Linked DNA regions of Homo sapiens: region 2 is linked to region 1. A link is a loop called in an ENCODE intact Hi-C map of the cell type or tissue named here. Cell type or tissue: endothelial cell of umbilical vein. All regions are shown on one strand. Each heading gives the region's core, and the rest is flanking DNA. Links, peaks and the distances in the headings are about the cores only. Region 1 has its middle 150 kb from the start of RIPOR2. Region 2 has its middle 86 kb from the start of CARMIL1.

What was found. Peaks named below come from ENCODE experiments on the same cell type or tissue, not always from the same donor. Only the 100,000 strongest peaks of a DNase experiment are listed, where the experiment ranks them.
Region 2: a loop joins it to region 1, with 9 times the contacts of the local background. A loop is called at or near these places in 4 of 110 quality-filtered maps.

Annotation. Positions count from the first base shown.
Region 1 is chr6:25,081,891-25,092,725 of GRCh38, reverse strand. It overlaps the pseudogene CMAHP. Among named protein-coding and RNA genes, the nearest start is that of RIPOR2, 150 kb to the right of the region's middle. In endothelial cell of umbilical vein, for the core only: no CTCF peak of the experiment used is centred there; DNase peaks (open chromatin) are centred at 3,125, 4,065 and 6,715; H3K27ac peaks cover 4,036 bases.
Region 2 is chr6:25,187,764-25,198,598 of GRCh38, reverse strand. It overlaps the pseudogene RNY5P5. Among named protein-coding and RNA genes, the nearest start is that of CARMIL1, 86 kb to the left of the region's middle. In endothelial cell of umbilical vein, for the core only: no CTCF peak of the experiment used is centred there; DNase peaks (open chromatin) are centred at 4,838 and 5,298; H3K27ac peaks cover 1,953 bases.

The DNA of each region.
Region 1 (10,835 bases), core at 956-8,955:
TAGCTGGGGCCCATGGCCAGTCTGTGACAAAGTTTTTGCTGGCAAATAGTGAAATAAGTAAGAGAGCAGGTATGTATATCAACTCTCTTTTCTTGGGATGAATTGTTATTATTCCATGACTAAGTCCTTTCTATTTGGGGGTATTAAAACATTATTTCTTCAATGAAATAAAAGGGTAGCAGAGGCAAGGTTTTTTTCAGTCCTCACTTAGCCAAATAAATGGTTGATATCTATATTAGTTCCCAGATAATTTCTAGAAAATTGTCTTTGAAATCTAATGACCTAGGAAGCATTGGTAAATGGTATTTTCATTAGGACAATTGGTATGAAAAAGAGAAAAACTTTTGACAGTTTTTTATAAAACATTTTCAGTGAAACCATTTCTATTTAGCTGCTATATGACAATGAGAAACATCTCACATTTATTTCCTCACCTGCAAATTTATGGTGGGATTTGATGTCTCATTACTAATAGTACTTCAGATAGCGATAACCAGCTGTATACATTTGATGTTAGTGACATGAAGCAGTTTTGCTAATATAGACTAGGATTTGAATGTTGCAGTTCAGGTGAGAGAAGAGACTCTTAATTTCCCATTCATTCCTATCATCTATCATTTAAGAGCATTTGAGTCTTACACATTCTTAGAATTTTTAAAGACCTTGACCACTTGATTGATATTCTTCTCTTTACCATGTTGTCATTTGCACAGATGATTGAGACAGATGAGGACTTCAATCCTTTTCCTGGAGGATATGACTATTTGGTTGACTTTTTAGATTTATCCTTCCCAAAAGAAAGACCACAACGAGAACATCCCTATGAGGAAGTAAGCAGCAACACTGGTGGAAGTCTGCTTTTCTTCCTTCTTTCTTTCTTTCCTTCCTTCCTCCCTTCCTTCCTTTCCTCCTAAATAAACTTATAATTTTAGAATAACTTTAGATTTACAGAAAAGTTACAAGGATATTAATTATAATTAATACAATATTAATTATAATTAATATAATTATAATTAATACAAAGTATTATTAACAACTCACTTTACTATGGTACATTTGTCACAACTAACAAACCAATATTAAAACATTGTTATTGATCAAAGTTCACACTTATTTCTTTATGAGCCATTCCCAAAGATTGACTTCTCTGTCTGCTCACTTCCAAACACCTGCTCAACCTAAGCTGTTATTAGACCTGTGAGCATTGATCTCTACCTTCATTTTCCTGTGCCCCTCCCAATGGGTGTCTCTGGAAAGGGAGTTAGATCAACATGAAGCAACACATATTTTATTGAATTCAAGTTCTGAACAAATCCCTCGCCAGTGGCAGCATTATGTAAAGATCCATGACATTGGAGACAGTGTCAAGATGGGGACTGATGCCCCTTTCTGCTGATCATGATTCCTGATTAGGAGGCTTTGAGCAGTTATTTAAGCTGTCTGAGCTTTAGGGGTTTTTGTTTTTGTTTGCTTGCACAGGGCTTGCTCCCCCCTTGCCAGTTTGTCGTGATAGTTAAATGACATAATATATGTGAGCATGCATTGTAATTTAAAATTGTCTATGAATGTAAGAATCATTAGTTATGAGGATATACGGTCTGCCCTTAAACTTATTGTATGTGCCATTTAAATGTGTGATGTCCTAAATGTAGAGGTTTAAATATACCTTCACCTAATAGATGTAATAAATGTGCTCTTGAACTACATTTTAATAAATTGACTAGTACTTGCTATTGAAGAAATCCTATATGGAAACTTCAGTAAAAGTAATAATCTGCTACCTGATTTATAGGTAATAATAATAAAAAAACTGGCACTGGGCATGGTGGCTCACACCTGTAATCCCAGCACTTTGGGAGGCCAAGGCAGGTGGATCCCCTGAGGTCGGGAGTTTGAGACCAGCCTGGCCAACATGGTGAGACCCCATCTCTACTAAAAATACAAAAATTAGCTGGGCGTTGTTGTGGGCACCTGTAGTCCCAGCTACTTGGGAGGCTGAGGCAGGAGAATCGCTTGAACCCAGGAGACGGCAGTTTCAGTGAGCCGAGATCATGCCATTGCACTCCAACCTGGGCAACAGAGCAAAACTCGGTCTCAAAAAACAAACAAAAAAACTGGATTTTTACAGGTAAGAAAATCCTGTGTGAGGCACCGTATAGATGATAAATAGGCTTACATCTTTTTAGACAAAATAAATCTTTACATTTATTGCTTTATATATCAAATACTTACCAAGCTTGCTTTATGCCAAGCACAGTGTTAAACACTTTGGAAATGTTAAGACATTTAATCCAACAACAACCCTGTGAACAGATACTACTATCTGCCCCCATTTTGTGGGGGAAGAAACTGGGATTATAAGAGTTAGAATAACTTGCCCATGGTTATACAGCTAATGAATGGTGATGCGGGGCTTTAACTCAAGCAGTCTAGCTCAAAGTCTATGCTCTTAGCCACTGTGTAGCCTTTCAAATCTGAATTTACAAAACCTATAAATTGAGGTTTCTTAGCCTCAAGAGATTCACCTTTGAAAATTTTTAAATAACTTCATTTAAAATATTTAATTTGGAAAAAAAATCACTTTTTCACAGCTTTCCATAATGCATCTGCTGGATAAAGCAAGCAGCAGCTCTGTTGCATATTTAAATACACCATGGGGCAAAATCATGATGCCTGCTCTGCACATGGTACTGTTATACTGTGGCTTGAGGGCTTTTATCTCCCAGGATTTTAGGGAGAGTTCTATATGCTGAGGTTTGGTTAAAGAGGTTATGCCTATGTGTGGAAGAGCTCCTTTTCTTGCTACCCGGAGACTTCTCATATTGCCTCCCTCCTGCCACCTTTTTGGAGGTATTAATTGCCTTTCAAACTCATCATTTCTATCACACTAACTCTCCATTCTTAAATGCATGGCTCCTGTAGCTCTCCATCCTCCTGCTCCGACCTGGAAGGGCTCCTCTCTAGCTCTGCTGCAAATCTGCTACCTTTCACTGCCTCCAGACCCCACCCATGCCTTTCCCTTCCTTGCTTCACTTCTATGTGGGACTTTCTGCTTAACTGTCTCCTGCCTCATGGTGTGTAAGTAAGTTTCAGCATGTAATTCTGGGTGACTAATCATTTTCCATAGACACCGGAAGGCATTGCTCCTTTGGCTTCCAGTTATAGACAAGGTTGCTCTAAAGAAAACTTATGCTAGCTTGATCCTCCTTTCTTTGTGGGTGACTTTTAAGAATTACAGGATTAGTCCATATTTACTGATAAAAAGACTTTTTTCAGCTGATTTGGGGCTCTTATGTATAGGTGTAGGATCTGTCATCCAGTAGGCTCTACTTACAGAGGGCTCGCACACTGGTGCAAGGCACATCTCATAAACTGGTGAAGCTGGGGCAGACTGCATCAAGTAGAATGCGGGATGAGAAGGGGGCAGGCCTGCTGAGCTCCGGCTGATCTGAAATTTCCAGAGAACTTGGAAATCTGGATTTTCATGTGAAATACCCAAAGTTATAAATGTAGAAAGCTGAGTCAATGTTCTTAAAGAGTTATAGACTACATGAAATGAGAGCTAGGCTGTATTTGGCCAAAGGATCATCAGTATGCTTTAAGCTGTGAAGGTGAGGAGAGAAGCCAGCTAGGGGACCCCCGAGTGCAAAAATGTGGAGGCTCTTGCTTTCAGCATCACAAACACACTACCTGCCCTTGTTCTCCCCCTACCCCAAAATTGATTCTATGTATTGAGAGAACTGTAGAAATATATTTGACCTGGGAGCCATATATAGGGGTAGAGAAGGGGCCAGCTATCTCATGGACATAACTTTTGTGCTTGCCCTCCTGTCATCCGCAGTACCTACTTCTCTTCCCTCCACATCTGAACACCCCTCCATGTACTGTCTGGGATTGTACAGCCTCTGCCCTGCATCTTCGGTTTCCACTTGTCTGCATGCTTTCTAGATTCACGTAATTAGTTGAATTCTCCTGTCAATGAATCACTTCCTTTTCTTTTCAATGTGGCAGTTTATTCCTGTATAATTGCTTTGCAACATTTTAGTTGGATCTGGAAATGCAGAGGAGATAGGTTATGCACGCAATTTGTCCGTCATTGTGAACCAATAGTCTTCTCCTTAGCCCAGTGACAGTACCTCCTTGTTTTCCTGAATATTCTTTTGCATTCTTTTGGAGTTCCTCTTTCCCCAGCCACTGCTTAAGTCTCTTGTTTCCTTCCAGGACTCTGTGTTCATTCCACTGTTCTTCCCAAGTCTCTTCCTGGGTAAACTCACCTGCTAACATCACTTCTCTGTTAATGACTCCAAAAATAATCCATATGTCCAGCCCAGAGCGCTCTCTGGCTACCTCCAGTGCTGTCAAGCTTTGGGTTCTTAATAGTCAACTGCCTGCTAGATATAATTGTCTGAATTTCTGAATGCTTAATACATAATTTTCAACTTGTTCAAAGTTCAATTCCTCATCTTCCTTCTTTAAAATGTTCTTTTTCCTTTTTCTATCTGATCGTTGGTAATATCATTCCCCAAGTCAGTCAAGCTAGAAACAAATGAGTAATCTTTGGTTCTTCCCTTTTCCTTACATCCCCAAATCTAATCAGTCATCTAGACCTTTCCATTTTACACCCCAAATATTTCTTAAATCTACTTCCAATTCTCCTGTGTGCTTCTCTCCCAGCTAAAAGGCCAAAAAAGGCCATTTACCCTGCATTGGGAGGAACCAGGTCCTGGTACTGCATCTTAGCCAGGCCGACCTTAACCTGACCAAATTGTAGAATCATGTTTCTAAACCTCTATTAGCAAAACTCTGCCCTATGTTTGTAACCTCAGTTCACGATGGATATAATTGTTTTATACAAATGGTGCAAAAAAGAGAAATAGATCTAAAAATGCCAAACTTCCAATCATTCTGTGTCATTTAATAGCCTGTCACTTATGGAAAGTTTGCCTCTACTGATATTAGCATGATATTTACCGGGAGAAAATTTGTTGCAGACACTGAAAGGGCTCCTCTAAACTCTAACATTGGTGCCGATGGATTGTTAAAACTATGTGCAACCAAGGATAACTTCTCTTTATTTTCTTTATATAAGTTATCTCATTTTTTTCTCTCAACAGTCTCATAATAGAGAAACGGAGGCTTAGCAAGCTTAAGGTCACATAATTAGTAAGTGCAGGGCTGAGACTCAAGACCATCTCTGCTTGTCTCCTAATCCTGTGCTGCTTTGGCTCTTCAACAGTTTAAAAGTTGGGATTCTTTAAGGATAAGGATCTTGACCACTTGATTTAAAGTAATCCTGTTCTATGACAGGCCAGAAACTATAGACTGTTGTGAGCTTCCAGGCTCTGCTTTGCCTCTGAATGTTCAGGTGGAGACTTGAACACTCGGCTTTTAGAATGACGATAACAGCAAAGATTTCTTGAGTGCTTACTATGTGCCAGGCTTTAAGTATTTTATATACATCCTCACAACAATCCTATGAGGCATGTTCTATTATTGTCTTCATTTTATAGATGAGAAAGCCAAGGCACAGAACGGTGACCAAGATCACACAGCTAGAGTCTGGATTTGAACCCATGAATCTGCAGTTTGTGCTCTCAGTCAGATGCTCCCCCTGCTCTTAATCCATTTCCTGTTTTCCTTCTTTCGAGTCCTGCTGCACTTAGCATCTTTCCTTTTCTCCTCAGCCTGTGATATCTGCTCCCAGAGACTCTTCTCCTTGGCTCTCCGTGCCTCTGCCATCATGGGCAGCTGCTCCTCCCAGGGACAGGAGGGATCCATACTCTGCTTCCTGGGTTGCCCCTGCTAGTGGTTCCATGTCTATTTCAGATCCATAGCCGGGTGGATGTCATCAGACACGTGGTGAAGAATGGTCTACTCTGGGATGAGTTGTATATAGGATTCCAAACACGGCTCCAGCGGGATCCTGACATATACCATCACCTGTAAGTCTGGAAGCACCTGGCGCCCCCAGGCCATTGCTGAGGACGCTGTGGATATGCATAAGCAGTCAGTGACTGCCGAAGCCCCCAGATTCTGACTAATGTGTGAGATTCCACCATTAGAGCTTCATTCCTTTGTTAGTTTGTTAAAAAGCAAATCTGGTTAGGAAGGTATAACATTAAAGAGTCATTTATACATTCATGTGAATGTGTTATTGCACCCTTCTGGAAGTGGGTTTTGGTATAAGAAAGAGAAATACATTATAAGAGGGAAAGGGTATGTTTGCCAAGACAAGAATGAGTATTTGTGTGGCAAAGACATGGTCATTGAATTAGTGAATTCCTGCATCACATTTTTGTCTGTGCTCACCTCTGAGCAAGAATTTGGTGGGCTAGTTGGTTTAAGGGAATGGCCCACTGAGTTTCTGTCTGCCTGCACTTCAAAACTGTTTAAGTCTTTAGGATCATATCTAGAATATTTGCACTGAAATTCAGAAAGGGCAATTTGCCATTTTTATATTTGCAAAATAATCACCAAAGGAAAGAGTACTTTTTCTCATTACCACAGATCCTCTGAAAAAAATGCAGAAATTTAATTTTAAAATTCTAATTATTTAAAATGTATAAGCAAAAGTTTGTACTCTGAGCTTGCAAGCAGAGGCATTTATTAAAATTTCTTTTTTACTTATTTCCTTTTGAATGTTTTTAAATGATATGAAAAAGCTTAAGAATGTGGAGCTATGTAAAATAAAAAGGAAGTAACCCCACCAAGCACCTCTCAGGAAACCCTGTTTCCTGCCCTTCCCTCCACCCACTCTTATGGTAAGCTTTGATAATAGCTCAGTGTGTATCCTCCCAGGCCTGTTTCTGGACATAGCAACATTTCTCTACATATATTTGTTTTCAATAAGATGTCCCACATAGTTGGTAGTGAGGGAGTGTTATTGTTGCCGTTGTTTTTATTTTTTTTTAATTTTGGCAAAGCACACACCACCTTTGGGATGTTGCTATTGTTTTTAAATGAAATCCTAGTACAGATATTCTGCAACTTGCATTTTTTACTCATCAATATATTTTAGATAGCCTTCCACATTGGGACATCCAGGTCAACCTCAAATCTTTTAACAGCTGTAAGACATTCCAAGTTTTTTTCATTTTCAACGGATCATATACGTAACTCTTGTTCTAGAAAGAAAGGAATCTGGCAACTTTTGAGGGGATCTTGGGGATTTTTTTTTTCTTAAGAAAATAATTCCATCTTAGAAATCGCTAAACTCTATCTTGTTCTATTGTGTTTTGGTAACAAGGGTCACAAATATAAGATGTCATCATAAATATTGGGAAGCAGTCACAGTCCACTTTATCTTGTTGCTCTGAAAATGGGATTTGTGAATTTACTAAACATTCTTCTGGTTATAAAAATAATACATATCCACTGTCAAAAATTTGAAAAAATATTTTTAAATGAAAAAACTACAAATAATCCCACTACCCAGAAATAATAATTGATATTTTGGTGTCTAGCTAATCTTTCTTTTTTTGCTTCCAAGCACATATACCATACATACTTTTCTACCTGTGTGTTTATCAACGCGATTTTCCACAGTATTGTATTTTCCTACATCATTTTTAATGCCTGCTTACCTGATACCACATACCTATATTAGCACTTTATTTAACCTCTTTGACCTGTAAGTCATTTCTAACTTTTCACTATTTGAAACAATGGCAAATAATCATGTGGATGTGTCTTGCACACATTCATAGTGACTTCTGTAAGTTAAATTCCTAGGAGCGGGGCTGCTGGATTCTATGAATACAGCGTCTAGGCTTTTAGTGCCCTCTGCCAAATCGTTCTTCGGGAAGCCAGTTCACCTTTCCAAAAATAATGTATGAGAGAATACATTTACCTGTACCTTCACTAATACTAGATTCTGTTGCTTTTGTGTACAAGATATAGATCTAGATTTTCACATATAAGGATTCCTTAAAGCAAGGAACATCATAGTACAATAAAAATAAGACAAAATCTCGTTCAAGGAGCTGTCTGTATTCAACACCCTGAAAGTTCTGAGCTACATCAACAGCTGGAACAGTACAGAAACACTATCTCTCAGGGAGGACAGAGTACCAGGTACCAAATAGATCCTGGCAAAGGAACAGGCATGGAAGTTTCCAGAGCACATTCCCATGCTTTATCTCTCTTACAGGTTTTGGAATCATTTTCAAATAAAACTCCCCCTCACACCACCCAACTGGAAGTCATTCCTGATGTGCTGTGAGCAGAATGGGCCTGTGATTTTGCAAGTAAGGAATATCCTGTGGGTTTGGGAGCTGTCCTACCGTGCATCCCGTGACACTCTCTTTGACACCTAAATTAAGCAGACGCGTTGCCTGACAGAAACCCGACTTTTGCGGGACTGAGAACAGCTAACATTACAAGACCATTCAAGTGTTTTAAAAAGTAAATAGGCTAGGCGTGGTGGCTCACGCCTGTAATCCCAGCACTTCAGGAGGCCGAGGCTGGTGGATCACCTGAGGTCAGAAGTTTGAGACCTGCCTGGCCAACATGGTGAAACCACGTCTCTACTAAAAATACAAAAATTAGCCAGGCATGGTGGTGCTTGCCTATAATCACAGCTACTCAAGAGGCTGAGGCAGGAGAATTGCTTGAACAAGGGAGGCAGAGGTTGTAGTGAGCCGAGATTATGCCATTGCACTCCAGCCTGGGAGACGAGCAAAAGTCCATCTCCCCACCCCCACCATCAGAAAAAAAAGTAAATCAGTAGTGCATCCAGTCCAGAGTCCATAGAACCTTTGGCCTGGTTGAGGTAAACATACAGCCAATAAGTAAACAAAACCAAAATCGTCCAGGTTGTGAGTGTTTAAAACATAATCCTGAGTACACGAGGGAAAGCAGCAACAAAAACTGAAGAGAGACAAACTAAAAACCGAGGGTGAGATGGAAAGCAGCAGCTCCTCATTTCCAATAGACCTCTCTCCTCTTTTGGACTAATGACGATGAACTTGCCTGGCACAAATCAGATTTGACATTCCTTTCCTGCAGCCTGAGATATGATTTTATTAAGTGAATTATAAAACCTGTCTCAGCTGGGCTCAGTGGCTCATGCCTGTAATCCCAGCACTTGGGAGGCTGAGGTGGGCAGATCACTTGAGGTCAGGAGTTTGAGACCAGCCTGGCCAACATGGTGAAACCCCATCTCTACTAAAAATACAAAAATTAGCCAGGTATGGTGGTGGGTGCCTGTAGTCCAAGGTACTTGGGAAGCTGAGGCATGAGAATCGCTTGAGCCAGGGAGACGGAGGTTGCAGTGAGCCAAGACTGTGCCACTGCACTCCAGCCTGGGCCACAGAGGGAAACTCTTGTCTAAAAAAAAACCTGTCTCCTCATGCTTCTGATTGAAGGGACCACATAATATGACTGCAAAGACAGTAAACTCCTTGACTCATGCATTTATTTATTCCTCAAACAGGTATCCCATCCCATTGTGTTATAATAATCTATTAATTGTTTTTCCCAGTAGATACTGAGATTCTTAAAAATAGGAACTGTCACCTGGGTAGACCTAGTGCCTAGCACAGTGCTGAGCACACGTATGGTTTTATTCCTAATATGAATTCAAGGAAGGAAGGTACAAGTGAATTTCTCTTTCCCATTGTCAGCATGAGTCGCCTCTTAAAATAGGCTTCAATGTCTTTAGCAGTAAAATTAAGGTTTGAATTAGAATATCTTTTACATACTTTCCAGTTGTAAAGTTACTTGTTCCATATTCTAATCTAGCATAAAGCACTGGGCTAGAACTTCTAAGTTATAATTATAAGCTAGAAGGGATGCTAAGGAAATCCACATGCAACTTTATTACAAGGTAGACTCTCATGAGCACTGTATTTGTTGTACAAACTGATTGTCGGGAATACTGAGGAAAGAAGGATTGCATGTGAGGTTTTGAGATGACCAGGAAGAACGTTGTAGAGAGATAGCATTTGAGGAGTAAGGGGTAGGGGATTGGCTTAAAGATTGGGAAAAGTTTTAAACAAGCTAAAACAGAGAGAGAGGAAGAATATCCCAGACAGAGAGAGTGGGTGAGGTTAAAAGGTGGAAAAATACAAGGTGAATTCATGCAATGGCAAGTCTTCCTCATATGGCACCGAAGTAAGGGAAACCAGGAAAGGGGCAGGAGTGGGAACTGGGAGAATAAGGAGAGTTAAGAGGGCTCAATGCAGATGCTGAGCAGGTTTAGCCATTGTGAAAAAGCAACAGGAATAAAAGCTAAGGAGGCAGCAGCTAGAGCAATAAGTCCAAGGTCTTAGAGATAGAGCAGTTTTGAAGGAAGACAAATTAAAGGTGTTTCTGTATAAGTGGGTGAATGAAGCAGAGCAGAGATGAAGGCAATAGAAATTAAGAGATCACTGTGTGCATTTGGACATTGCTGTCTCAAGGAGACTTGGAGTCCGACCTTTTGAGTTAAAACTCCAGCTCTGTCACCTACCATATGACCTTGGACAAATTATTGGATCTCTTTGTGTTCCAGATTTCCATCTGTAAAATGAATGTAATAGCACTTACCTCACAGGGTTATGTCATAGTATAAGGCATGTCTAGAAAAGTGACATGCCATGGTAAGTGAACAATAGATGTTGACCATATCAGCCCCATGAAATAAACAGGAATACCATGTGGCCCACAGTCAGTTGGTAAATCCTTAAGACTTGGGAGGAGGGTCATATTCCAGTTCACATTCCAGTTTTAGATTCTCGCTTATCTTAAAGCATTATAGACCTTGAACTAAATAAGAATAAAAATTTGCCCCAGTGCAGTAAGAAAATGAAAAGGCATTGAAATGAGATTCATACTGTTGTTCATTAATAATATCT
Region 2 (10,835 bases), core at 1,178-9,177, 110 kb before region 1:
CTTCAGGAGCTCACAACCCATTTATTCATTCATCCATGCATTCCTCCATGAAGCAGGAAAACAGGTAAGTAAGTACCGGCTACCTTTTCTACGCTGGGCTCAACATAGATGAATCAAAATATAATCACTGTTCTTAGGAAATTTTGATGAAAAGCAGATAAAGGCCTAAAGCATTAAACAACAAAGCTGAATATAAACCATTAGTCAGTAAGCAATAGACAGATATGGTAAGGCAGCAGGTGAGTGATCACAAAATGAATTAAGAAATAGTAGACAAAATTCTCTACATATTTATAGAAGGTTTTTGATATGCTCATTCATAGTTAGTGTTCATTTTGCATTGCTATAAAGGAGTACCCGAGGCTGGCTAATTTATGAAGAAAAAAGGTTTAATTAGCTCACAGCTCTGCACACTGTTCAAGCATGGCACCTGCATCTATCTGCTCAGCTTCTGGTGAGGCTTCAGGAAGCTTTTACTCATGGCAGAAGATGATGGTGGAGCAGGCAGGTCCTATGGTGAGAAAGAGAGCAAGAGAGGGAGGGAGGAATGCCATGCTATTTTAAACAACCAGCTCTTATGTGAACCAACAGAATGAGAACTCATTCATTACTGCAGTCAGGGCACCACACCATTCATGAGGGATCTGTCCCCATGACCCAAACACCTTCCACTGGGCCCCACCTCCAGCACTGGGGATCACATTTCAACATGAGATTTGGAAGGAACAAATATCCAAACCATATCAGTTACTCACAGGTAGAAATTACATGGGTACTTAAGATAATTGAGTATCTTTGTGGATTATTCAATCACAGAAATTTAAAACAAATTTTAGAACAGAGAAAAATTTGCCCAACATATTTGTTAAACTTTCCTGTCAGGGGATTACATCAAAGCACGTTCATCTCCTCAAACATATTGCTAATTTTTACTCAAATATGAAGTGGTATCTGAAATTATGTCAGTCTCTGAGGTTGTAATTGTAGGTGTGCAACTTCAGTAATTTCCAAACCCAAAGAGGCACACATCTAACTCATAATGGCTATAACAAATGTGTACATAAGGAAGAAATACAGCCCTTTATGTTTATAAGTAAAACATGGATAAATATTACCAGAACTTAACTGAGTTTTTAAATTTTTTTAATTTCATAAGTGTAGTCAGTCTTCGACTCCTCTGTTTTTATCATTTTCAGTAGAGATAGAATTGCAAACAAGGAAAGAATTCTATGGACTATACAAGTTGGTCTAGTGCTTTGGGCAATAAGCTAATCCTCAAATTGCTTAACTCTGAGCATACTATGACATTCATCAGATAGCATATCTTAAATTGACGCTGTGAAACACACCTTGGGTGTGGGTGCTTGGTTGTATAAAGTTCTGTATTTCATGTAAAAAGCATGGGGTAAAAAGTTATCACCCTAATAGTGAGGCTAGAATTTCTCAAGTATGGCAAATTAACATGCGAGGAACAGTATTTTCTGAGTGATCAGGCACATGGCTCGTTTCTTTTGAAACCTGCCATTCTAAGTACAAGTCATTGACTTGGAAATGGATATCAAAGAGAAGGTCATAATAGTGATGAAGAAGTTTACACTCAAATCTTTTTAAAAAACCTTCAACCAGTTACTGAAAATGAAACAAAATATCAAAGGTCTTCCTCTGCATGGGCAATCAAATAGGCACTGCTATCATCATGGGGAAACTGTTTCTTTGTGATATTTTGTGTCTAAACTTTTTTGTAAGATGCTCTGAAAAGTGAAGAAAGGGATAAGAACTACAATGTCTTTGGCCAAGAAAAGTAGATTTGAAAGGGCTGTCTGGCCTATAAGTGGACGACACTAGGGCTCTGGAGGAAAATTGTTATTTACTGAAAAGAAATAACATTGAGTGGCTTCACCATGTTTACTATGAAAACAGACTGGAGGCTGCTGATGTAATTATATTTTCATTGTGCACTTGACTCCTTATAATTGTTTGGAGGCTGTACAGAAAAGAGTTGGCATAACAGGCCCAAGTGCTATTCTTTGACAGGCTTGATTATAAGGCTGGCATCTGCGAACTTAGGTTGTGGGAGGGTTCCTGTGATTAACTGGTAGAGTGTACCAGTTAGAGGTACAATAGCTTAGTACCTAAGCTATTTGAACAAACAATGTGGTTATACTGAACACGTGATTTTCTTCTGGAAATTTAAAGTTTGGGTATGTGCCAATCAGAGGATGCCTACATAACTAGCCCCCAATAAAATCCCTGAGTGCTGAGTCTCTCCTGGTTGGTAATATTTCACATGTGTGCTTTCAACTTGTTGTCAGGGGAATTACGCACATCCCACGTAACTCTGTTGGGAGAGGACTCTGGAAACTCATGCCTAGTTTCCCCCTTGCTTTGCCCCATGTGGCTTTTTTCCTTTGCTGATTCTGCCTTATATCATTTCACTGCAATAAGTCATGGATGTGAGTATGACTATGGGCCGAATCCCTCAAACAAATCATGGGACCCTGCATGGTCTTGGGAACTCCTTACACAGTGGCTCTAAAGAGAAATATGAGAGGATTATGGCCTTGGATTTTGGAATATTGCTTTTTTTGTACATTTGTTATATTTAGTAGGGTAGAGTCAGTATGCTATAGAGCAAACTTGTCTAATCTGTGGCCCACAGGCCGCAGGCGGCCCAGGACAGCTTTGAATATGGCTCAAGACAAATTCATAAACTTTCTTAAAACATTATGACATTATGAGCTTTTCTTGCAATTTTTTTTTTGTTTTAGCTCATCAGCTACTATTAGTATTTGTGTATTTTATGTGTGGCCCAAGGCAATTCTTATGTTGTGGCCCAGGAAAGCCAAGAAATTGGACACCTGTGCATAAAGGGTGAAGTTGTGGGCCATGGCATGAAAGAGACCAAGGTTTGAATCCTAGCTGTGACTTAAGCAAGTGACTTTGACACTCTAAGCTTCAGTTTCCTTACATGTAAAATGTAGACAGTGGTATTTATTCTGGAGATTAAATGGGATAAAGCTTACGTCTGTGTCTGTCATATAGTCATAGTTCAATATTGTGAATTGAGGAAGACTATTGAGGTGTATCTTCAAATATTCTGCCAATTGATAACATTGTATCTGTGGTAGAGTCAATTCCAAATTATTTTTGATATTGGAGAAAGATTGAAGAAAGAAGGAAAATCATTTATATAATACTTTAAATTTACATAATATTTCATCATAGAAGTATCTTTTTTCACATTATAAAGCTAATATACACTTATAATAAAAGCATTTAAATGATACAAAAATGTAAAAAGTAGAAAGTGTAATTCCTCCAGAATTTTACATCCTCCCTCCAAGATTTGGTGGTTATTCTTTGAGATTTCTTTCTGTGTATCTAGAAACATTGTTTTTAGGCAAAAATAGATCACATTATTCATACTATTTAATTTTTTATTCACCAATATATCGAGGCATTTGGCATTTTCACGTTGTTACGGATAGAGTGACCTCATTATTTTTAAATGTGGCATAGTTTCGTATAGTTTGGGCATAGGGTAGTCTGTTTAGCCAAGCTCCTTGGTGGACCTTTGAGTTAGTTCCAATCTGAAGTCACCATAAACAATATTACAGTAAATAAACTCTACATTTTAGAAAACAGTTGCTACTTTCTCTATTCTTTGAGAAGAAATAATAATAGCATTTTTAAAAAGGCCTGGATAGTTGTTCTTAATGAAGTTGCAAGATATGCTTATTTAACCTGAAGACATGGGCTGAGGGATGCTGAATCACTTCAATACTTGCAACTATGGCAGCTTCAGGACAGAGATGAGCTTAGACTACCAACCAAAGAAAACTAAAATGAAAAAACTGTGTTCAGTGTACACTGCTCAGGTGATGGGTGTGCCAAAATCTCAGAAATCACCACTAAAGAACATATTCACGTCACCAAACACCACCTGTTCCCCAAAGAGCTATTGAAATAAATAGGGTGGGCGTAGGTGGCTCAAGCCTGTAATCTTAGCACTTTGGGAAGCCGACGTGGTTGGATCACTTGAGGTCAGGAGTTTAAGACCAGCCTGACCAACATGTTGAAACCCTCTCTCTACTAAAAATACAAATATTAGCTGGGCGTGGTGGTGTACGCCTGTAATCCCAGCTACTCAGGTCGTTGGGACATGAGAATCACTTGAACTCAGAGGCTGTGCACTCCAGCGCAACTGCACTCCAGCCTGGGTGATAGAGGAAGATGCTATCTCAAAAAAAAAAAATGGAAAGAAAAAGCTGTGTTCAAACTTCAAACTGAGACTATAAAAGTTTGGGCAGTTACTGTAATCTCCTTAAAAATTTGGCCAGAATGTACAGACCACATTTGGATCCTGATTTGATCCAGAAATAGATGAGACAATTGGGAAAACTTGACCATAGACTTGATATTTGAGGATAGGAAATAATTTTTAATAAATGTATTAGGTTTGGTAGTGATATTATGGTTATCGTTCTTCAGAGTCTTTGTATTTTAGAGAAACATAATAAAATATTGCAGGATAAAATCATATGTCTGGGGTTGGCTTTAGAATCATCCAACTAAGGAGAACAAAATTGTGTGAGGTTGCATGCATGGATGTAAGGGTGTGTGGGCAGAGATGAATTGTTGAAGCTGGCTCAAGGAGTTTCATTATATAATACTCTCAACATTTGTATATTGTGAAAATTTTCATAATAAGTTGAAAAGCAAGGAAAAAAACAACTTAGTTTCAACGGCTAATTGTTTCTACTGGGGTGGAGAGAAGTAATGAAAATGCCAGAGGGAAAAGGGTGTTTTTTTTTCAGGGCTGACTAATCTTAGTAATGGATTTTCACTCCTGGCCTTAGTCCAGGGGTGCAGAGCTTTGGATTCTTAAGGTCGCTGACTCATCAGAAGAAAATAAAACGAGGACATAAGTTTTTAATCTTAAAAATTTAAAAAAAATTGTTTTTAAGACACCGAGAGCACTAACTTTGAAAATTTAAGAAATTAAGAGAGAAATCACAGGATTTGAATCACTAAGTAATTGTGATAATAAGTTGATGTCTTTGAGTAAAAAAACGTTTTTTTTTCTTTCTTTTTTTTTTTTTTTTTGGCTGCTTGGCATTCACTATCTCTTTCTAATAGCACTGCCAGTTTCCAAACACATCCGCTCTATCATGTACAGCCTTCATGGGAGAGGAAATCCAGTGGTCTGCCTCTTACTTCATAAGCTCCTTCTTCTCATGACCTGGCCAAGGGAGGTCACTGAGATTTTCACAAAAGGTTTACCCTAGCAGTGACCTCCTTGACCAGACTGTTCCTGCTGGGAAACCAATCCTTTGGCTCCCACTTTCTAGTCCTTAGAGCTACCCTGGATCCTGCCAATCTCCAAGGCCCGTTCTCTTAGCTTGCCTACATGATTCTCATTGATACCAAGTTTCTTACGCTAACCTGTCTTTTGCTGGAAGTAGCCAGAGTTGGATTTTTGCCATTAGTGAGCAAAAAGTTTATTCCTCTGTTGTGAGTTAAGGTCAATTAAACGCTACTAGAGAAAGAGGCTGTCAGCCAGAAAGAGGAATAGAATGATTAAGGGAGCAGCTGGAGAAAGAGCAAAGAAGGGGTTTGTGGGAGCAAAATTCAGCAGAAAGCTATAATAGATGAGGCACTGGAGAAAGACAGTAAGACCATTTGTTTTTGCCTATCCTTTCTCTGCTTCTTAACAAGAACCAGATTCCCCTCCACCACCTTACCCCAATTCCTGCCAAAGATCTCTGTTGCTCTTCTTCAGATCCTACCCCTCCCACTCAAAGCTGCAAACTGTCCAGGGCCAATCAGTAGCTTCACAGGCGCATTCTATCCCTGTACTTCCCCACCCAGCCAACCAGGAGCCTCATCTCGGCTAACTTGCCATGTACCCCAACCCTGCCAACTCCCTGCCCAACAGGGAGGGGCTGAATTTCCATCACTCTTGGCACATTTATCCACACTATCTGCTGTTATCTTAGACCTGCTTTGCCCCTTTTTGTCTCTGATAATCATCATAGGTTGAAATTCTCTGAGGATGACCTGAATAGAAAATTAAAACTTGTATCTTTTCACAGAAACTCTTTTGTTTTAGAACTAGTCAAGGGTGGTTTTTGGAGGAGACAATGTCAGTCAACTTAACAATAACCCACAACCTTTGAACCAACTCAGAAATGCCCTTTCAAAAATATAGCATAGGTCTTTAATGTAATTTCTTTTTAAGTAAACATGAATTTAAACAGCCAAGCAAATGTAGACCCTATTAAAATAATGTCCTCAGAGGCTACCAGGTTATTCTAACTATGCTGCCGTTTCTTCTCATATTTTTGAAACTCATTTCTGGTCATTTCTTTTAGCATCTAAAGCCTGATTTTTCTCATTCAATGAATATGTTCTGAGTGTCTAGCATGTTACAAACTTTGGGCCAGGGACTGGTGAAGAAGAGGTTATGGTTTTTAAACTCCGAGTCTCAGAAAGGGCACAGATACAAAAGCACTTATAAAAAGCAAGAGATCCAGATAATGAATTTCTAAATAATCAAGTGCTGTTAGGACTGTCTACAGTTTGAAGGAAATTCTTTACAGCATCCAAAAGTAAGCAAATTGACTTTTTTTTTTTTTTTTTTTTTTGGAGACAGAGTCTTACTCTGTTGCCCAGGCTGGAGTGCAGTGGCATGATCTCAGCTCACTGGGACTACAGGTGTGTGCCACCACATCTGGCTAATTTTTTTGTGTGTTTTTAGTAGAAACAGGGCTTCACCATGTTGGCCAGGCTGCTCCTGAACTCCTGACATCAAGTGATCCACTTGCCTGGCCTCCCAAAGTGCCAGGATTACAGATATGAGCCGCCGCACCCGGCCTCAAATTGACATCTATCCTCTAGCACCTAGATTGTGGTTTCCAGACACATTTTCCAGCAAGAAGAACCAAAACTTTTAGGAGAAATAGCTGATTCAAGGTGTTGGACACAAAATATACACGAAGAACATGGAATATCTTGTTATATGAGAGGCAAGGAAATATCAAATACTATTGGGGTCATCTCAAAATGACTCACAAGGGCCAGCTTGAAAACCTTCCTACTTACCACTTCGCACCTGTTAGAGCAGCTATTATCAACAAGATGAAAGATAATAATGTTGGTGAGGATATAGAAGAAAGGGAACCCTTAAATTGCTGGTGAAAGTATAAAATAGCACTGCTGCTATGGAAAACACTATGAAGTTTCCCCCCAAAATTTAAAATAGAACTATCATATGACCCAGTAATCCCATTAATGGGTATATATCCAAAGGAATTGAAGTGAGTGTGTCAGAGATATTTGAAAAGAGAATATCTGCACTCCCATGTTTATTGCAGCATTAATCACAATAGCCAAGATACGGAATCAACCTCAATCTATCGTGAATAAAAGGATAAGGAAAATGTGTATATACACACAATGGAATACTATTCAGCCTTAAAAAAAGAAGGAAATGCTGTCATTTGTGACAACATAGATGAAACTAGAGCACATTATATTAAATGAAATAAGCCAGCACAAAAAGACAAATACTGCATGATCGCATTTATATGTATGTCTTAGTCTGTTTGATATTGGTATAATAAAATATCACAGACTGGTAATTTTTCAACAGGAATGTATTTCTCATAGTTCTGGAGGCTGGGAAGTTCAAGAAAAAGACACTGGCAGGTTTGATACATGGTGAGGACCCAATCTCTGCTTCCAAATTGGCAACTAGTTGCTGCATCCTTTGGAGGGGAAGAACACTGTCCTCACATGGCAGAAGAGCATAGGAGCAAGAGGACTCTCCCTTCAACCTTGAGCCCTTTTAAGTGTGCGAATTCCATTCATGAGGGTAGAGCCCTCATGACTGAATCACCTTCCAAAGGCCACAGCTCTTAATACTTTTGCATGGGGATTAAGTTTCAACATGAGTTTTGGAGGGAATACCATCTTTCAACATAGCAATTGTAAGATTTAAAAAAGTCAAATTCATCAAGGCAGAAAGTAGAGTGATGGTTACCAAAGGCTGGGAGATGGGCGAATTGGGAAGATGTTAGTCAAAGGATACAAAATTTCAGTTGGACAGGAGGAATAAATTCAAGAAATCTATTGTCCATTGTGTTCACTATAGTTAACATATTGTATACTTGAAAATTGCTGAGATCAAATTTTAAGTGTTCTCACCACAAAAAAAGTATGTGAGGTAACATATATGTTAATTAGCTCTATTCAGCCATTCCACAATGTATGCATATATCATAACATCATGTATACTCTAAATATACACACTTTATTTGCCAGTTAAAAAATAGGCTTCTCACTGACCAAAATGGGATGATATGAGCACTAATACAAGTAATGAGTGGATTCAAACTCATCAAATATGTTTAACGCAATGTGTTCATAATGTAACTAAAATTAGAGGGTCCTAGGAAACCAACTCCTTATTTTGAAAAATAATTAAAGAAAAATATTATGTATTCTTTTCTTTGCAAACTGTACAACTGGGTAAGCAAGTTGTAGGTAAAGGGAAATTTATCTTACCAAAGGATTATAGTTAATGTATGAAAAAGAAGTGATGGAGTTTTGCCCTTTTGCAAGCCCCTGATGAAATGATAAATCATAGAATTGAACATTAATGGTTGGTAACATCAAACACAAAAAGACAGAATCTGACATCCTGGTCATCCTGATAAATGCCAAACTACCATTTGGCTGCCTCTAGGGACAGATGTTAGAGATGGAGCAAGAAAGATTTGACTTTACCTTAAATACCCTCTCTTTTTTTTTTTTGAGACAGGGTCTTGAGCTATCGCCCAGGTTAGAGTGCAGTGCTTTTTTCCATGCTAAGTTATTGTATTATTTTTTCTCAATTAAAATTTTGTTTCCATTTGTAAAAATAATACAATATTTTAGGAAATTTATAAAAATACGGGAGATCTTAAAGGTTTAAATATACATCTTAGAAGGAATGACATTCACTGAACTTTTTTTTTCCTAGAGGCCAGGGTAGAAAGCAGGCAATGTAATGAATAATCAATATTTATTAAATGCCCTCTTTGTTTTTGTGACCTCTATCTTCAAATAGGTTACCCCAGCCAGAAGGTTATTTATTCATTCAGTTTAGCTGAGATGGGTGGCAATATAGTATGATAATAAGGGTTTTGCATTCTATTTACTGCAAACCACATAGAAAGCATTCGTAGGGCAACTACTATGTTTGTAGTAAGGTGCTGTAGGGAAGATTATGGTCATAACAACCATTCCTTCAACAAATACTTAAAGTGTGCCTACTAGAAGCCAGCCATCATTGTAAGCACTGTGGATACAGAGGTAAATGTGGCAAAATTCCTTCTCATGTGGAGCTTATGATATACAATGGGACAGCACGGTGCAGTGGCTCATGCCTGTAATCCCAGTACTTTGGGAGGCTGAGGCGGGTGGATCACCTGAGGTTGGGAGTTCAAGATCAGCCTGGGCCAACATAGTGAAACCCCGTCTCTATTAAAAATGCAAAAATTAGCTGGGTGTGTTGGCGTACGTCTGTAATCCTGGTTACTTGGGAGACTGAGGCAAGAGAATCACTTGAACCTGGGAGGCAGAGGCTGCGTTGAGTCGAAGTCATGCCATTGCACTCCAGCCTGGGCAACAAGAGTGAGACTTTGTCTCAAAAAAAAAAAAAATACAGTGGGACAGAGAGATAATACACCCACCTACCACGCACACAATATAATGTCAGATACTGGTTTAAAAAAAAAAAACTGAAGAAAAAACAGAGTATATGGATATAGGGCTGTTATTATCACATACTTAAGCTTATCATGTAGCAAGTGCAGTACTTAGAAGCTTTATATCCATAACCTCATTTAAACCCCACAACCTACATAGAGTAGGAGTCATTATTTCTCTGTTGCAGATGTGGAAAAGAGGCTTTAAGAGGTGAAGTTCATATATCAAGTAAATGGAAGAGGTGTTGTATTTAAGAGCCTCTCCCCCTCTCTTCCCCCAATTCCCTCTAGGTCTCTCTCCTTTTCTCTCTCTCTCCCTCTTCTCCCTCTCAATTTCAAAACTTAAGGTATTATTCAGTATGATGGAGGCACAGTAGAAAGATGGAAGGTCATGTTAATACATAAAGAATGACCTCATTCTCAGTAACAATGGTCTTGTTATATAATCTGTCTGTCTCACTTTCCTCTTCTGCAGGATAATACCCACTACATAAAGTTTTAGGATGACATGAGAAAATATGTATAAATCAGAAGGAACATACCTCTTATCAAAAGTCCTCAGTACGTATTATATTGCTAAATATAATTGATGGGCATGTGGTGAAGAGACTGATAAATAATTGGGAGTTGGGGTACTTTCTAAGAGGTGCAGGTGGGACCTGATACACAAAGCATAAGTATATGGAGTAGATTGGGAGGGGCCTCAGTGTTTGGAGAAGGATTAGGAGGACATCAAAGCAAACCTTTGGTAGACTGTGTGAAGAAAGATAGCACCTTGATATTCAATAAAACTGTTTTCCAAAGTCAACAGCCATGAGTATTGTAGGTTGCTTTTTGGATCAATGAGAAGAATCTCAACTGTTGCTTCAATAGTGGTTCCTCAAATTGCCTGACAATCAAACTTATCTGGGAAACTTCTTACAAAGACACATTCAAAGTTCTGTGTCCTCCAAGGTGGAAATTTCCATGGTAGTATAAAAGGAACAAAACCATTTGTTCACTGCTATAACCCCAAAACCTAGAGCAGTACCTGGCATGTGTAGGATATTCAACTAGTGCTTGTTGACTGAATCTCCTTTATTT